Linked DNA regions of Homo sapiens: region 1 is linked to region 2. Evidence: read pairs that join two places in POLR2A ChIA-PET (ENCODE). Cell type or tissue: PC-9. All regions are shown on one strand. Each heading gives the region's core, and the rest is flanking DNA. Links, peaks and the distances in the headings are about the cores only. Region 1 overlaps CAB39 (calcium binding protein 39). Region 2 has its middle 83 kb from the start of LINC01907.

What was found. ChIA-PET counts read pairs that join two places held together with the same protein. Peaks named below come from ENCODE experiments on the same cell type or tissue, not always from the same donor. Only the 100,000 strongest peaks of a DNase experiment are listed, where the experiment ranks them.
Region 1: POLR2A ChIA-PET joins it to region 2 with 16 read pairs; 4 of 35 experiments call an interaction of 5 or more read pairs at or near these places.

What each region holds. Positions count from the first base shown.
Region 1 is chr2:230,770,820-230,779,155 of GRCh38, forward strand. The region is part of intron 2 of CAB39 (calcium binding protein 39); the gene reads left to right. Among named protein-coding and RNA genes, the nearest start is that of CAB39, 62 kb to the left of the region's middle. RefSeq lists an enhancer at 3,775-4,069. In PC-9, for the core only: no CTCF peak of the experiment used is centred there; DNase peaks (open chromatin) are centred at 3,922, 7,042 and 7,992; H3K4me3 peaks cover 560 bases; H3K27ac peaks cover 5,393 bases.
Region 2 is chr2:230,613,064-230,621,399 of GRCh38, forward strand. No RefSeq gene overlaps it. Among named protein-coding and RNA genes, the nearest start is that of LINC01907, 83 kb to the right of the region's middle. RefSeq lists an enhancer at 2,123-2,242. In PC-9, for the core only: no CTCF peak of the experiment used is centred there; DNase peaks (open chromatin) are centred at 4,010 and 4,328; H3K27ac peaks cover 2,284 bases.

The DNA of each region.
Region 1 (8,336 bases), core at 167-8,166, 160 kb after region 2:
AAAAAAACCAGCATCTATTCCTGATAAAAAAAATAATCTCAGCAAACTAGAAATAGAGGAAGGGAATTTTCTCAAGCTGATAAAGGGCATCTGCAAAAATCCTACAGCTAGCATTATACATATGGTGAAAGGCTAAGTCATGTTATCTCTGAGATCAAGAAGACGACAGGGATATCTACTTTCACCACAACTATTCAACTTCGTACTTGGAGGTTCTAGCCTATGCAGTCAGGCAATAAAAATAAATTAAAGGCATTCAGATTGAAAAGAAAGCAGTAAAACTTTTGATTTGTAAATGACATGATCATCTACATAGAAAAACTGAAGGAATCTACACAACTAGTAGACTAGTAAATAAGTTTAGCGAGTCACAGGTTATAAGGTCAATATACAGAAATCAGTTGTATTTCTGTATAGTAGCAATGAACAGTCCAAAATTGAAATTTAAAAATACCTTGTATTCAAGAGTGTTAGGTGTAATTGGGAAAAAAGAATGGAAAAAAAGAAAAAGAAAAAAACTAGCATTTAGAATAGCATCAAAAAATATGAAATGCTAAAAATACCATTTAGAATAGCATAAAAACATGAAATAGGGATAAATCTGACAAAGGAAGTGAAAGAGTTGTACACTGAAACCTGCAAGATACTGCTAAGAGAAATTAGCCCAAATAAGCAGGAGATACATGTTGTTCATGGGTTGGGAAACTCAATATTGTTAAAATGTCACTTCTCTCCAGATGTATCTAGAGATTCTGTGCAATTCCAGCAGGATTTTTAAATCAAAGAGTTTGTTCTAAAATTTGAATGGAAGTGCAAAAGACCTGGAGTAATCAAAATAACTAATTAAAACAAAGTTGGAGGGCTCACACTGTCTGATTTCTAGACTTAAAAAGCTACGGTTGTTAAAACAGTGTGGTGTCAGTGCAAAGATAGATATATTAATGGAACAGATTGGGGTGCAGAAATAGACCTACACATGTATGGAACATTGATTTTTGACAAAGGCATAAATGCAGTTGTGCAGAAAGAAGGTAGTTGTTTCAACAATTGGTGCTGAAACTATTTAGTAGGCAGAAAGATAGGACTCAGACCTCATACCATATTTAAAAATTAACTCAAAATGGATCACATAGCCAAATGTAAGACCTAAAATTATAAAGTTGCCAGAAGAAAATCTTTGTGACCTTGGGTTAGGCAAATAATTTTTGGATGTTATGCAAAAAGCACAATTCATTTTAAAAAAAATGATAAATGGAATTCATAAAAATTAAAACCTGCTCTTCAGAAGACACTGTTAGAAGAATGAAAAAGACAAACCACAAACTGGAAGAAAGTCTGCAAAGCATATATCTGATAAAAGACTGCATCTAGAATATATAAAGAATTCTCAGAATTTAACAGTTAGAAACAATCCAGTTAAGAGTGGGCAAGATACTCATATATGCATTTCACCAAAGGAGATAGGCAGATGTCAAATAAGCCCTTGAAAAGATGTTAATCATTAGGAAATTGTGTAGTAAAACCATAAGGAGATTCCACTACACAGCTATTAGAGTGGCTAAAATGGAAAATATTGACTATACCAAATGTTGGCAAGGATACAGAGCAGCTGGAACTGCTTGTGGGAATATAAGATGGTATGACTACTTTGGAAAATAGTTTGGCAGGTTTTTTTTTTTTTTTGAGACGAAGTCTCACTCTGTTGCCCAGGCTGGAGTGCAGTGGCACAGTCTCGGCTCACTGCAAGCTCCACCTCCCTGGTTCACACCATTCTCCTGCCTCAGCCTCCCAAGTAGCTGGGACTACAGGTGCCCACCAAGACGCCTGGCTAATTTTTTGTATTTTTTAGTAGAGACGGGGTTTCACCGTGTTAGCCAGGATGGTGTCGATCTCCTGACCTCGTGATCTGCCTGCTTCGGCCTCCCAAAGTGCTGGGATTACAGGCGTGAGACACCACGCCTGGCCTAGTTTGGCAGCTTTTTAAACCAAACTCGAACCAACCATATGATCTAGCCATTTAAGTATTTACCCAAGAGAACAAGAAATATATGTTCATGAAAAGACTTTTGCTTAAATGTTCATAGCGGCCTTATTTGTAAATGGCCCAGACGTGTGGATAAACCAACTGTAGTACATCCATGTAACAGAGTACTACTCAGCAATAAAAAAAAAAAAAAAAAAAAACTATTGCTGTATACAACAGCATGGATGAATCTCAAAGTGATTATGTTGAACAAAAGAAGCCAGACTATAAAGAGCACATAGTATATGATTCTATTTGCACAAAACTCTAGAAAACAAAGCTAATCCATAATTACAGAAAGCAGATCAGTGGTTGCTTTAGCTTTGATAAAGATGTTTAGGGGAAGGGTTGCATGGTAGAGGGAGGGAACCACAAAGGAGCATAAAGCTTTTGGTGGTTACGGTTTTGGTGGTTACAGAGGTGTTCACTATCTTGATGGTTTCATGGGTGTATGTGTATATATATATATATATGTGTGTGTGTGTGTGTGTGTGTGTGTGTGTGTGTTACATTAGGTACTTTAAATATGTGGAGTTCATTGTATGTCATTTATAACTCAGTAGTGAATAAAAAAAGACTGTTTATGTACCAACTGGGGCAGATGTGGCTTAGAAACCATAAAGCACCCAGAAAGGCCATTGGAAGGCTAGATTGCAATACTTGAAATACACTATTGAAATTCAGCGATTATCTTCTACTCTGTATAGGCAAGTCCACACTTGAGGATGTAGAGAAACTGCAGTGTGCCAAGAGAGGAGTGACCAGGCTGACATAGAAATTCAAAACTCTACTGTGAGGAACAGTTGAATGACCTCAAGATGTGAGGTACAGCCTAGGGAGAAGATTTGAGCAGAGTAATGTTGTAGGGCGGATTTGCTCTTAGTAAAATGTATTTGGGAGACCATATAATGTAACAAAAGGATTCGAACTGATCGTGGCAGGAGGTAGAATTCAGACCCATGAGTGGAAATAAAACAAGAAGTCCAATTTTGTCTTGATATTAGGAAAAACAGTAAGTGGAAGCTGACTTTTTCAGAAGACAGCAAGTTTTCTGTTTCTGAAGAGGTATTGACATGGACTAGGTGACCACTTAGTTAAGTATTCTAGAAGGAATTCAAGCTTTGCACTGTTGACATATCCTTACATCGATATACCACCATACTTTGCAAGGTGCCTTTGTATAGAGTCCCCCATCTTATTTTGAGATAGAATTGATTCTGGTTTCCCGTGATCCAGATGAAGAAAGCTGTTATTTACTAGGCTTATTACTTTGACTCATTATATTAGAGTCAAAGACGGAATTCACACCTAGCTCTGCCAAATCCATGGTAAAATTATGCCTTTTTCCACTTTATTCATTATGTCCCTGGGCTTTTTCCATCCATTTCTTGTGATCTCACAGACAAAATGATAAATATAACATTTGAGTGTTTATTCCTTTATTTGTTATATGTTGGTATTTGTATTTGTTTTATATGGTACATAGTTACCACATTAAGAATTGTGTATGATACAAATAGATTAGTCTCTTAGGAGACTAATTCTTTTAAAAGAATTCATACAAAACTAATTTTCTTACATTTTAAAAAAGCGGTTAATGTTACCATCCTTATTTTTAGGTAACTAGGGGCAGGGGTGGGGTGGGACTTAGTCTTTCACTGCCAACAACCAAACAGATGTGGTGTATGTGGGGACTATTTACGCACTCTTCGCCCACCACATGCTGTATAAAGGAGGTATGGCTGCCTTGCTCAGCTTATAGGTGGTTCCCTTCCTTACGATGAATGCTTGTGTTCACAGGGTTGAATAGCTATATTCACTCATTTCATGAGAGGAGTAAGTTTGCTGACATATTTTAAGAGGGGGGAAAGGGAGTAGCCTCTTCATAGCATGGCCATTTAACAGTGACTCATGGTTACTAAACTTGTTTACAGTAATCTTGGACACCAGAAGGTTATTAATAGACTTTCCTTAGTCCATGATCATTCAGCTTAGACTATGCAGACATTTTCTTTAGTAAAGAGGTGGGGGTTGGGGGAGGTAGAAAGCATTTATCACTGGAATTAATGTGATAATAGAATTGTTCTTATTATCAAATACTTGGCACCAACAGTATCTGTCAGTTCACTTTTAGATTCCATTTCACATCTTGGTCTTCATTTACTTTGATATAGAACTTTCTTTTTTCAACAAGGTCATTTAATCTCTTCTTGTAGAATGAATTGATATTTCAGGCAGTAAATATAAATGGGTAAATATTTAGAGGACTCTTGTTTAAAATGATTCTTTTGTTAAAGATTGGGTTTAAAGAAACTCAAAAAAAACAAAAAATAATAATTTAAGCCTCATCATTCCCCCCAAATCTGAGCTCTTTAAGGCATTTCTTTTTTTCTTTTTTCTTTTTTTTTTTTTGAAACAGACTCTAGCTCTGTTGCGAGGCTGGAGTGTAGTGGTGTGATCTCGGCTCACCGCAACCTCCGCCTCCCGGGTTCAACTGGTTCTCCTGCCTCAGCCTCCTGAGTTGCTGGGATTACAGGCATGCGTTGCCATGCCCAGCTAATTTTTGTGTTTTTAGTAGAGACATGGTTTCCCCATGTTGACCAGGATGGTCTTGATCTCCTGACCTGGTGATCCTCCCACTGTGGCCTCCCAAAGTGCTGGGATTACAGGCATGAACCACCACACCTGGCCTCTTTGAGGCATTTCTTAACAATAACTAGTTATATGTAAGTTAGAATCAATTCAGTTATGTAAACTAATGAACACAGGTATGGAAAATTTTGCTAAATAGATCCCTTCAAAATTATTTCTAAAAAGATGACTTAACAGTGGTGCGCATTGGAGTTAACGTTTTCCTCATGCATGGTTGCCTTTGTTGTTGTCTACTGTCTTTACTTGCATCATTATCTCTTGCAAGAGATCCCCAGTTTGATTGAATCCACAGACATTTTAGTGCCTCTCTGTGTGGGCAGATAGGCATAGGAGTCAAACCTTGTCCCCGTTCTTAAAAAAGTATATAATCCAGTAGAGGAGATACACATGTAAATAATATAATATAGAGGGACTTGGGGGCGCAGATAAAATTCTGTGGGAACCAAGAGGATAAAGCAGTTCCTACGTCTGTCAGAGACAGATACAGAGATGACAGGTTTGAAGTGACGTTTAAGCTGATTTTTAAGGTTTTTGGCAGGCAAAGTGTGAAAGGGAACAGAATTTGAAACAACCTATGGCATGTTCAGAAAACAGTGACAAGTTCAGTGTGACTTTAAGAGGTGGAGATAAAGAGGAATGGTAGGAAGTAAGACTAGAGAAACAAGCTTTGGTAGAATGAAAAGGGCCTTATAGACAACCTAAGGGTATACTGAGGGGGAGTGCAAGAGGTCTTACGCTATAGAAGTCTTATGTTGCCTTACTTTGTTTTGTTTATTTTGAAATTAATTAATTCACAGGAAGTTGCTGAAATGAGTACAGGAGAACCCATGTACCTTTCACCCATATCCCCAGTGGTAACCTCTCACATAACTATATACAATATCAAAACCAGAGCATTGACATTGGTATAATCCACAGGGCTTGTTCAGATTTCACCAGTTTTACAGTTTGTGTGGATATGCATATAGCTCTATGCAATTGCATCACACTTATCTGTTCTCCAAGTCTATACATTTTATTACTTCAAGAATGTTAAATAAATAGAATCATATAGTGTGTAAACTTTTGAGATGGGCTTTCTTCCACTCAGCATCATTCCCATGAGATCCACACAAGTGGTTGTGAGTGTCACTAGTTCATTGCTCTGGAGAAACAAGTAGGTCATGGTTCCAGGTGCTCTGTCTCACTTCATCCACTTTTTTTCTTCCCCCCCCGAGATGGAGTCTCGCTCTGTCACCCAGGCTGGCATGCGGTGGCACGATCTCGGCTCACTGCAAGCTCCACCTCCTGGGTTCATGCCATTCTACTGCCTCAGCCTCCCCAGTAGCTGGGACTACAGGCGCCTGCCACGCCCGGCTAATTTTTTGTATTTTTAGTTGAGACGGGGTTTCACCGTATTAGCCAGGATGGTCTCGATCTCCTGACCTCATGATCCGCCCGCCTCAGCCTCTTAAAGTGCTGAGATTACAGGCTTGAGCCACCGCACCTGGCCTTTCATCCACTTTTTTAGTTTTACTTTATTCTAACTAGTATATTGGAATTCTACATTGTGTAGTAGGGAAGTGTGTATGAGTGTGTGCGAGAAAGATCTTTGTTTCCTTCATAGATTCTAATTTATTTCTGTATCTATACAAAGTCATGTTCTAATGATGTATATGATGTATGTTCATTCCCCCAAAAAGCAGAAAATACAAGACTATAAAGAAAAAAATTAAGTTTATCCTTAATTCAGTACCACGTGAAATGACTACTGTTAACTTGGTGGGGATTCTCATTCATATTCTAGCTTGTTTTCTCCCTCTCTCTGGGGCAGATAAGTAAATGAGTATGGGGTCATGCTGCTCTGTAACCTGTTGGTGTTTTTTTTGTTTTTTTTTTTTTAATTTTAAATTTTAACATCTTTTCATGTGCATATAGATCTCAATTTTGTTTTTTTTTTTTTAAATATGGAGTCTTGCTCTGTCACCCAGGCTGGAGTGCAGTGGCATAATCTCAGCTCACTGCAACTTCTGCCTCCCAGGTTCAAGCAATTCTTGTGCCTCAGCCTCCCAAGTAGCTGGGATTACAGGTACCTGGCTGATTTTCATATTTTTAATAGAGATGGGGTTTCACCATGTTGGCCAGGCTGGTCTTGAACTCCTGACCTCAAGTGATCGCCACCTTGACCACCTCCCAAAGTGCTGGGATTACAGGTGTGAGCCACCACCCCTGGCCCTCAATTATTTTTAAAGCCTGCCGTGGTTCTTCCATTTTATGGGTACGTAATGATTAAACTAGTTCAGTGGGATAACTTTTACTTCTAATTCTTTGCTGTTGTAAGTAACACTGCATGTACTTACCTTTGTGTACTTGTCTGTTTCCATAGGGTAAATTCCTGAAAGTATAATTCACAGGAAGTTGCAGAAATGAGTCAGAGGCCTTGCACCTTTTAAAACTCTTCAATAACATTTTGCCAAATTGCCCTCCAGTAAAGTTGTACCAATTTATTTTCCTACCAGTGGCGTATCTAAAAGCCTTTGCCTCTGATAAGAAGGAAGAATATTTTATCCTTTTAAGATTGTTACTATTACTATGAAATAGAATCTTTTGTAAGGTTTTTAATGTCTGACTTAGCCATTTGTATACTTCAGCATGTTACTATGTTTGTCTTTAAGTGTGCTTTCTATATTGAGGTTAGAATTGCTACTAACTACTAAAAATTGGGGACAGTGAAGAGGGCAGCCCAGTCTTGTATCTCACCAAGTAAAGTCCTGTCCCTTCATGTGGAAGTAGCCTTCTTGTCACCTTGTTTCCTAACGTAAGGCCGGTTTGGATCTACTGAGTGCTTGAGTCCAGAGGAGGAGTGTTGGTAAGGGCTGTGAGTACTTCAAGGACATTGCATAGAAGCACTAATGGGTATGTGAGCTGTCTTCTCGAGTCTTCTGAAATTGTACTTTTGTATCACTACTTTTTATCAGCAATTGCCTCTAGTGACAGTAAAATAGTGCACTGATAGGTACCGTGGGAATATTGGATTTAAGTCAAGAGAGTTAATACGAAACCTCCTGAGGTTTTGGTGATCTCTGAAAAGGCCATTTGTACTAATGTTTAGCTTACTAATTGCTTATTTTCCCACCCTGTTTTATTTTTTAATGGGAAAGCAGGCAGTGAAAAATCTCATAGCCTTAGTGCTACTTGAAGAGGTTATTATGGACTCTATCCTTAAAAATTTGAAGTCCTGTTACACGTTACTTAACAACAGGGATACATTCCAAAAAATGCATCATTAGGCGATTTCTTCCAGCCTGTTGCTCCTAGGCTACAAATCTGTGTAGCTTGTTACTATAGCGAATACTGTAGGCAGTTGGAACACAATGGCAAGTATTTGTTTATCTAAACATAGAAAAGGTACAGCAAAAATATGGTATTGTATCTGTGGGACCACAGTTGTCTCTGTGGTCTGCTGTTGACCAAGACGTTATGTGGTGCGTGACTATAGTTACCTATGTCCTCACCCTGGGAGGGAAAGTTTAGTTTCTGATACTGTTATTAGTGAGGTGAGCATTAGGTGTGAACTTTGGGATACTGGTTACTACTTAAGTTGATCCTAACACTTAAATATTTTAACTTTAAAAAATTATTAAATGTAATTAAAGATGAAGTTGTTATCATTTGATCATAT
Region 2 (8,336 bases), core at 300-8,299:
TTCAAAGGAGAACTTGAAGAATTGAGATTTACATTGTCAGTCCAGTCAAAGGAATGCTGAAACAAATTTGCTAATATATGCAAAGCTGGTTAATATACTACTACACAACAAACTATATAAATCATCTTTTCTACAAGACAGTAAAAAATTATATCTCTCCAATGCAAAATGCATTTTCATTGTTATGGGCTAGAATCATTTACAAAACCTTCAAATAAGAATCTTCATATTATTATTCCTTTTCTGCAAGTTAACCTCTACCTCTTAGAGTTGTAAAATACCCTGGCTAATAAAGTTAATCAAAATTACATAGCAACCACTGCATTGAAGGAATACTCAGTCATCTCTTTTATTTTATTTGATATTATTTTATTTTATTTTATTTTATTTTATTTTATTTTATTTTATTTTATTTTATTTTATTTTATTTTGAGATGGAGTCTCACTTTGTCACCCAGGCTGGAGTGCAGTGGCGCAATCTCGGCTCACTGCAACCTCCGTCTCCGGGGTTCAAGCAATTCTCCTGCCTCAGCCTCTCGAGTAGCTGGGATTACAGGTGCCCACCACCACACCCGGCTAATTTTTGTATTTTTAGTAGAGACGGGGTTTCACCATGTTGGCCAGGCTGGTCTCAAACTCCTAACCTCAGGTGATCCACCCGCCTAGGCCTCCCAAAGTGCTGGGATTACAGGCATGCACCACCGCATCTGGTAATCTCAGTAATCTGTTAATTCTTCTTGAAAATGTATACATTAAAGTGTGTGGACTTGATGTGTTAAGGAACTGGGCCATTAGTCTCCAGCCTTCTCCTCTCTGGAAATGGGGTTTATGTAAATGCCAAAGCTCCTTTATAAGTTCTGAGCCCCTCAGTAGTTTTTCCCCTATAAAACTGGGTTTTGCTCAGGTGCATTTCTGCTAGCTAGGAGGCAGCTTGAAGTCCTGGCAAGCCAGGCTGGCATTCTAGAGAGTTCAGTGTAATCACAACACAGAAGAGTACCTGGGCCTGGCCTTCCTGGAGACATATCAGGGAGGCCCTTGGAGCAAACTTTTTCTATACAGGACCAGATAGTAAATATTTTAGACTTTGCAGGTCGTAAAGTTTCTGTAGCAACTACTCAACTCTGCCACTGTAGCGCAAAAGCAGCCTTAGACCACATATGAATAAATGGGCACGGCCGTGTTCCAATAAAACTTTATTTACAAAACAGGCCATGGGCTGGATTTGGCATATGGACCACAATTTGTCTACCTCTGGTAGAGAGAATACAGGAGCTTTCATTCATTCACACAGTTAATATTAGCTGTGATCCTAAGTGAGCCATACCTAAACCGATCCCATCCCTGCCTTCACGGAGCTCCTGGTGTGGTGGAACGCATAGTTTACATAAGGAATTTTAATACAGGGTAATAGCAGAGATGGCAAGTCAGACAAACCTAGTCCAATGAGAAAACACCACTTAAGTTGAAACATAAATACTTACTAAGATGCTGAATTTGAGGTCCTTGTGACATATCCAAGTAGCAGTGTCATTGGACAGGTGTTTATAATAAGTCTACAGCTCAGAAAGCCAGCCCGGGTCGGGCGCGGTGGCTCACGCCTGTAATCCCAGCACTTTGGGAGGACGAGGCGGGCAGATCACCTGAGGTCAGGAGTTTGAGACCAGCCTGACCAACATGAAGAAACCCAGTTTCTATTAAAAATACAAAATTAGCCGGGTGTGGTGGCACAGGCCTGTAATCCCAGCGACTCTGGAGGCTGAGGCAGGAGAATTGCTTGAACCCAGGAGGCGGAGGTTGCAGTGAGCCGAGATCGTGCCATTGCACTCCAGCCTGGGCGACAGAGTGAGACTCCGTCTCAAAAAAAAAAAAAAAAAAAGAAAGGCAGCCTGGGCTGCAGATCAGATCTGGAAGCCACTGAAGCCTCGGGGGTGGCTGACGTTGCCTGGGAGGGTGAGTGGGCAAGAGGAGCTGTGTGAGTGACTACACCCTGTGCTTCTCAAACTTGAGCGCACAGCTCACTCACCTGGAGGGCTTCTCAAAACACAGATTGTGGGGCCCCGCCCCCTAAGTCTCAGATTCAGTACATCTGGTTCGAGGCCAAAGAATTTGCATTTCTTTCAAGTTCCCAAAGAAGAAGGTACATCTGGAGTCTAGTCAAGTTTTGAGAAAAGGGCTTTTCATTACAAGCAGAGTGTAACCAGGAAAGATGGCTCCTTGTACCCACCAGAGGAATAAAAACATCTTTTAAGAAAAGTCTAAGATTCTGACATTTTGGTTACAAAGTCAAGAAATAAGCTCCACCTAAAAAAAATCATCATCATTGGCCGGGCGCAGTGGCTCACGCCTGTAGTCCCAGCACTTTGGAAGGCTGAGGTGGGTGGATCACGAGGTCATGAGATTGAGACCATCCTGGCTAACACTGTGAAACCCCGTCTCTATTAAAAAATACAAAAAATTAGCCGGGCATGGTGGCGGACGCCTGTAGTCCCAGCTACTCAGCTACTCGGGAGGCTGAGGCAGGAGAATGGTGTGAACCTGGGAGGCAGAGCTTACAGTGAGCAGAGCTTGCGCCACTGCACCCCAGCCTGGGCGACAGAGCGAGACTCCATCTCAAAAAAAAAAAAAAAAAAAATTCATCATCATGAGATGCATCCATTTCACTGGCATTAGTCATCTGAGACTATCTAATGCAGAGCAATAAATTCTTTCCATGATGCTGGATATCTCTTGGACCTCCCTGTAAATAATTTTTTTTTTTCTTCTTGAGATGGAGTTTCACTCTGTCACCAAGGTGGGAGTGCAGTGGCGAGATCTCGGCTCACTGCAACCTCCCCCTTCTGGGTTCAAGCAATTCTCCTGCCTCAGCCTCCAGAGTCGCTGGGATTACAGGCACCAGTCACCATGACTGGCTAATTTTTTTTCGTATTTTTAGTAGAAAGGGGGTTTCACTACATTGGCCAGGCTGATCTCGAACTCCTGACCTCAGGTGATCTGCCTGCCTCGGCCTCCCAAAGTGCTAGGATTACAGGCATGAGCCACCGCACCTGGCCCCTGTAAATAATTTTTTTTTTTTTTTTGAGATGGAGTCTCGCTCTGTCACCCAGGCTAGAGTGCAGTGGCGCAGTCTCAGCTCACTGCCAGCTCCGCCTCCCGGGTTCATGCCATTCTCCTGCCTCAGCCTCCCGAGTAGCTGGGACTACAGGTGCCGGCCACCATGCCCAGCTAATTTTTTTTGTATTTTTAGTAGAGACATGGTTTCACCATGTTAGCCAGGATGGTATCAATCACCTGACCCCATGATCCACCTGCCTCGGCCTCCCAAAGTGCTGGGATTACAGGCATGAGCCACCACGCCCGGCCCCTGTAAATAATTTTTAAAGAGGCAACCTCGATGGGCACTGATCAGTGAAACAGAGGTCATTAGAGCGCTTGCTATCTGAAGGCGGAAATCCTCCATCCACTGGGCAACACTAGCCCTTGACTTAATTTCATTACAATGAAGGTGAATTTGGCTCTGGTCACTATCGCTCCAGCTCAGAAAGTATTCTGGCTGCAGTGAGCCCTGGAAGAGACAGATCTGAAAATTTACTGAGGTTAGAATCAAGGCACCTTGGAGTCAGGCAGCCATTGGTTGGATTTCTAAAACTGTCATTTACTTTGAGTGGCCTAGGGCACATTACTTTCATTTTTGTGAGTGTGTGTGGTTTTTGTTTTGTTTTGTTTTGTTTTTTTGAAATGGAGTCTCATTCAGTTGCCCAGGCTAGAGTGTCATCGTGCTACCTCAGCTCACTGCAACATCCACCTCCTGGGTTCAAGCAATTCTCCTGCCTCAGCCTCCCAAGTAGCTGGGATTACAGGTGCACACCACCACGCCCAGCTAATTTTTGTATTTTTAGTAGAGATGGGGTTTCTCCATGTTGGTCACGCTGGTCTCAAACTCCTGACCTCAGGTGAGTCGCCCACCTCGGCCTCCCAGAGTGCTGGGATTAGAGGTGTGAGTCACCACACCTGGCCTAGGGTACATTACTTTCTGCATGCTTGTTTCCTTATATGAGAATATAAATAACTATAGCATTTTTCTGAAAGATAAATTTTTAAAAGTATGTGAAAAGAACAGAATTCTTGGCCTGTGGTAAGTACTCTATAAATGGTAACTATTTTTGCCATTATTTCCATTTTCACTGTTGTTTGGAGAAGAAATGAAAAGTTGAAGAGAGTGTTTAATCAGTTCATAAAGTTGCCAGGGGACTTTAACAGCTCACAAGAGTAAAATGCTAAAAGAGAAAATCTCCAAGCCTTAGGGAAGAAGCTTAAGGGAGTTACACAGGAAGTTTAATGCCCTTTATATTTGTGTGTAATAAACACACATCATAAGAAAGGAATTCCCTTAGCCGGGCGGGGTGGCTCACGCCTGTAATCCCAGCACTTTGGGAGACCGAGGCGGGCGGATCATCTGAGGTCAGGAGTTCAAGACCAGCCTGGCCAATATGGTGAAACTTTGTCTCCACTAAAAACACAAAAATTAGCCGGGCGTGATGGCACATGCCCATAATCCCAGCTACTAAGGACGCTGAGGCAGGAGAATCTCTTGAGCCCGGGTGGTGGAGGTTGCAGTGAGCTGAGATGGCGCCACTGCACTCAAGCCTGGGTGACAGAGCGAGACTCCGTCTGGAAAAAAAAGAAAAAAGAAAAAAAAATCATTTCATTTCCAAACTTATAAATAACTGGCAACAAGTATTTTTGCAGAAAGCACTAGAGCAAAGTACTCTCCATCACAGCTGAAAAAGGGTTTTATTTAACTTGGAACAGCTGCAGGCACAGAGACTGAAATGTTCCTGCCATTGAACATTGAGTTAGGGAGTTCCCAGCTACACAGGGCAGGGCAGCATCTCTGTAGGACACCTGGAACCAAATGGGCTGAACTGGAACAGAATGAAAGAGAAATCCAGGTGGGACCAGAGAAGTAACTATTCCAAAGCCCTGCTCAGGTGAGTTTTGACTCAAGAAGAATCAGAAATCAGAAGTTCATCTTGGGGCTTCCTATATCTATTAATTTTCTGTTGTCTTTTTTTTTTTTTTTTTTGAGACAGAGTCTCACTCTGTCACCCAGGCTGGAGTGCGTGATCTCAGCTCACCGCAACCTCCGCCTCCCGGGTTCAAGCAATCCTCCCACCTCAGCGTCCCAAGTAGCTGGAGCTACAGGTGCCTGCCACCATGCCCAGCTAATTTTTGTATTTTTAGTAGAGACAAGGTTTCACCATGTTGGCCAGGATGGTCTTGAACTCCTGGCCTCAAGTGATCTGCCCACTTCAGCTTCCCAAAGTGCTGGGATTACAGACATGAGCCACTGCGCCTGGACTTGTTGTCTTAAACTCTTAAGTTAGAGAACTTTCCAGGTCATGGCTAAGACAGACATATTGACCAGAGACACCATCAAAACACTTGCAGCCCAAACTGTGAAGTCATTTCAATATGACACCCAGTGACTCCTTTTGCAATTGTCATTCTCAACCCATTTACACTCTTTCTTCTTATAAGAAGAGATTTTTTGGCTGGCTGCAGTGGCTCACACCTGTAATCCCAGCACTTTAGGAGGCCGAGGCAGGCAGATTTCTTGAGTCCAGGAGCTCAACACCATCCTGGACAACATGGCAAAACCCTGTCTCTACAAAAAATACAAAAATTAGCTTGGCATGGCAGTTCACAACTGTGGCCCAGCTACTCAGGAGGCTGAGGTGGGAGGATTGCTTGAGGCTGGGAGGCAGGTTTCAGTGAGCTGTGATCATGCCACTGCACTCCAGTCTGGTCAAAAGAGTGAAGCCCAGAAGAAAGAGAAAGAGAAGAAAAGAGAAGGAAGAGAAGGGAAGGGAAAGGAAAGGAAAGGAGAAGGAAGAGAGAGAGAGAGAAAGGAAAGAAAGAGAGAGAAAGAGAAGGGAGGGAGGGAGGGAAGGAAGGAGGGACGGAGGGAGGTAAGGAAGGAAGGAAGGAAATGAAGGGGAAACAAAGGAAGAAAGAAAGGGAAAGGAAAGGAAGAGAGAGAAAGAAAAAAAGAGAAAGGAAAGGGAGGGGAGGGGAGGGGAGAGGAGAGGAGGGGAGAGGACGGGAGGGGAGGGGAGGGGAGAAGAGAAGAGAAGAGAAGAGAAGAGAAGAGAAGAGAAGAGAAGAGAAGAGAAGAGAAGAGAAGAGAAGAGAAGGTCACTTCCAAGATGGCCAAATAGCAACAGCTCCAGTCTGCAGCCCCTAGCGAGATCAATGCAGAAGACGGTTGATGTCTGCATTTCCAACTGAGGTACCTGGTTCATCTCACTGGGACTGGTTGGACAGTGGATACAGCCCATGGAGGGTGAGCTGATGCAGGGCAGGGTGTCGCCTCACCTGGGAAGTGCAAGGGGTTGGGGGATTTCTCCTTCCTAGCCAAGGGAAGCCATATGACAGACTGTACCTGGAGAAATGGTATACTTCTGACCAAATACTGCACTATGCCCACAGTCCTAGCAACTGGCAAACCAGCAGATACCCTCCCATGCCTGGCTCAGCGGGTCCCATGCCAACAGAGCCTTGCTCACTGCTAGCACAACAGTGTGAGATCAACCTGCGATGCTGTAGCTGGACGAGCGGAGGGGAGTCCGTCATTGCTGAGGCTTGACTAGCTCACAGTATAAACAAAGAGGCCTGGAAACATGAACCGGGCGGAGCCCACCTCAGCTCAGCAAGGCCTACTGCCTCTATAGATTCCACCTCCGGGGGCATGGCATAATAGAACAAAAGGCAGCAGACAGCTTCTGCAGGCTTAAATGTCCCTGTGTGACAGCTCTGAAGAAAGCAGTGGTTCTCACAGCATGGCATTTGAACACCAAGAACAGACAGACTACCTCCTCAGTTAGGTCCCTGACCCCCATGTAGCCTGACTGGGGAACACCTCCCAGTAGGGGCCAACAGACACCTCAAACAGGCGGGTGCCCCTCTGGGACAAAGCTTCCAGAGGAAGGATCAGGCAGCAATATTTGCTGTTCTGCAGCCTCTGCTGGTGATACCCAGGCAAACAGGGCCTGGAGTGGACCTCCAGCAAACTCCAACACACCTGCAGCTGAGGGGTCTGATTGTTAGAAGGAAAACTAACAAATGAAAAAAATAGCATCAACATCAACACAAAGGACATGCACACCAAAACCCCATCTGTAGGTCACCAACATCAAAGACCAAAGGTAGATAAAACCACAAAGATGGGGAGAAACCAGAGCAAAAAAGCTAAAAATTCCAAAAAACAGAGCGCCTCTTCTCCTCCAAAGGATCGCAGCTCCTCGCTAGCAAGGGAACAAAACTGGACAGGGAATGATTTTGAAGAGTTGACAGAAGTAGGCTTTAGAAGGTCAGTAATAACAAACTTCTCCAAGCTAAAGGAGCGTGTTCTAACCCATTGCAAGGAAGCTAAAAACCTTGAAAAAAGGTTAGATGAATGGCTAACTAGAATAAATACTAGAGAATACCTTAAATGACCTGATGGAGCTGAAAACCATGGCACGAGAACTTCGTGATGCATGCACAAGCTTCAATAGCTGATTCGATCAAATGGAAGAAAGGATATCAGTGATTGAAGATCAAATTAATGAAATAAAGCAAGAAGACAAGATTAGAGAAAAATGAGTGAAGACAAACGAATAAAGCCTCCAAGAAATATGAGACTATGTGAAAAGACCAAATATACATTTGATTACTGTACTGGAAAGTGACAGGGAGAAGGGAACCAAGTTAAAAAACACTCTTCAGGATATTATCCAGGAGAACTTCCCTAACCTAGCAAGGCAGGCCAACATTCAAATTCAGGAAATACAGAGAACACCACAAAGATACTCCTCCAGAAGAGCAACCCCGAGACACATAATTGTCAGATTCACCAAGGTTGAAATGAAGGAAAAAAAGTTAAGGGCAGCCAGAGAGAAAGGCTGGGTTACCCACAAAGGGAAGCCCATCAGACTAAGAGTGGATCTCTCGGCTGAAACCCTACAAGCCAAAAGACAGTGGGGGCCAATATTCAACATTCTTAAAAAAAAAAAAAAACAATTTTCAAACCAGAATCTCATATCCAGCCAAACTAAGCTTCATAAGCAAAGGAGAAATAAAATCCTTTACAGACAAGCAAATGCTGAGAGATTTTGTCACCACCAGGCCTGCCTTACAAGAGCTTCTGAAGAAAGCACTAAACATGGAAGGCAACAACCAGTACCAGCCACTGCAAAAACATGACAAATGGTAAAGACTATCGACGCTATGAAGAAACTGCATCAATTAACGGGCAAAATAACCAGCTAACATCATAATGACAGGATCAAATTCAA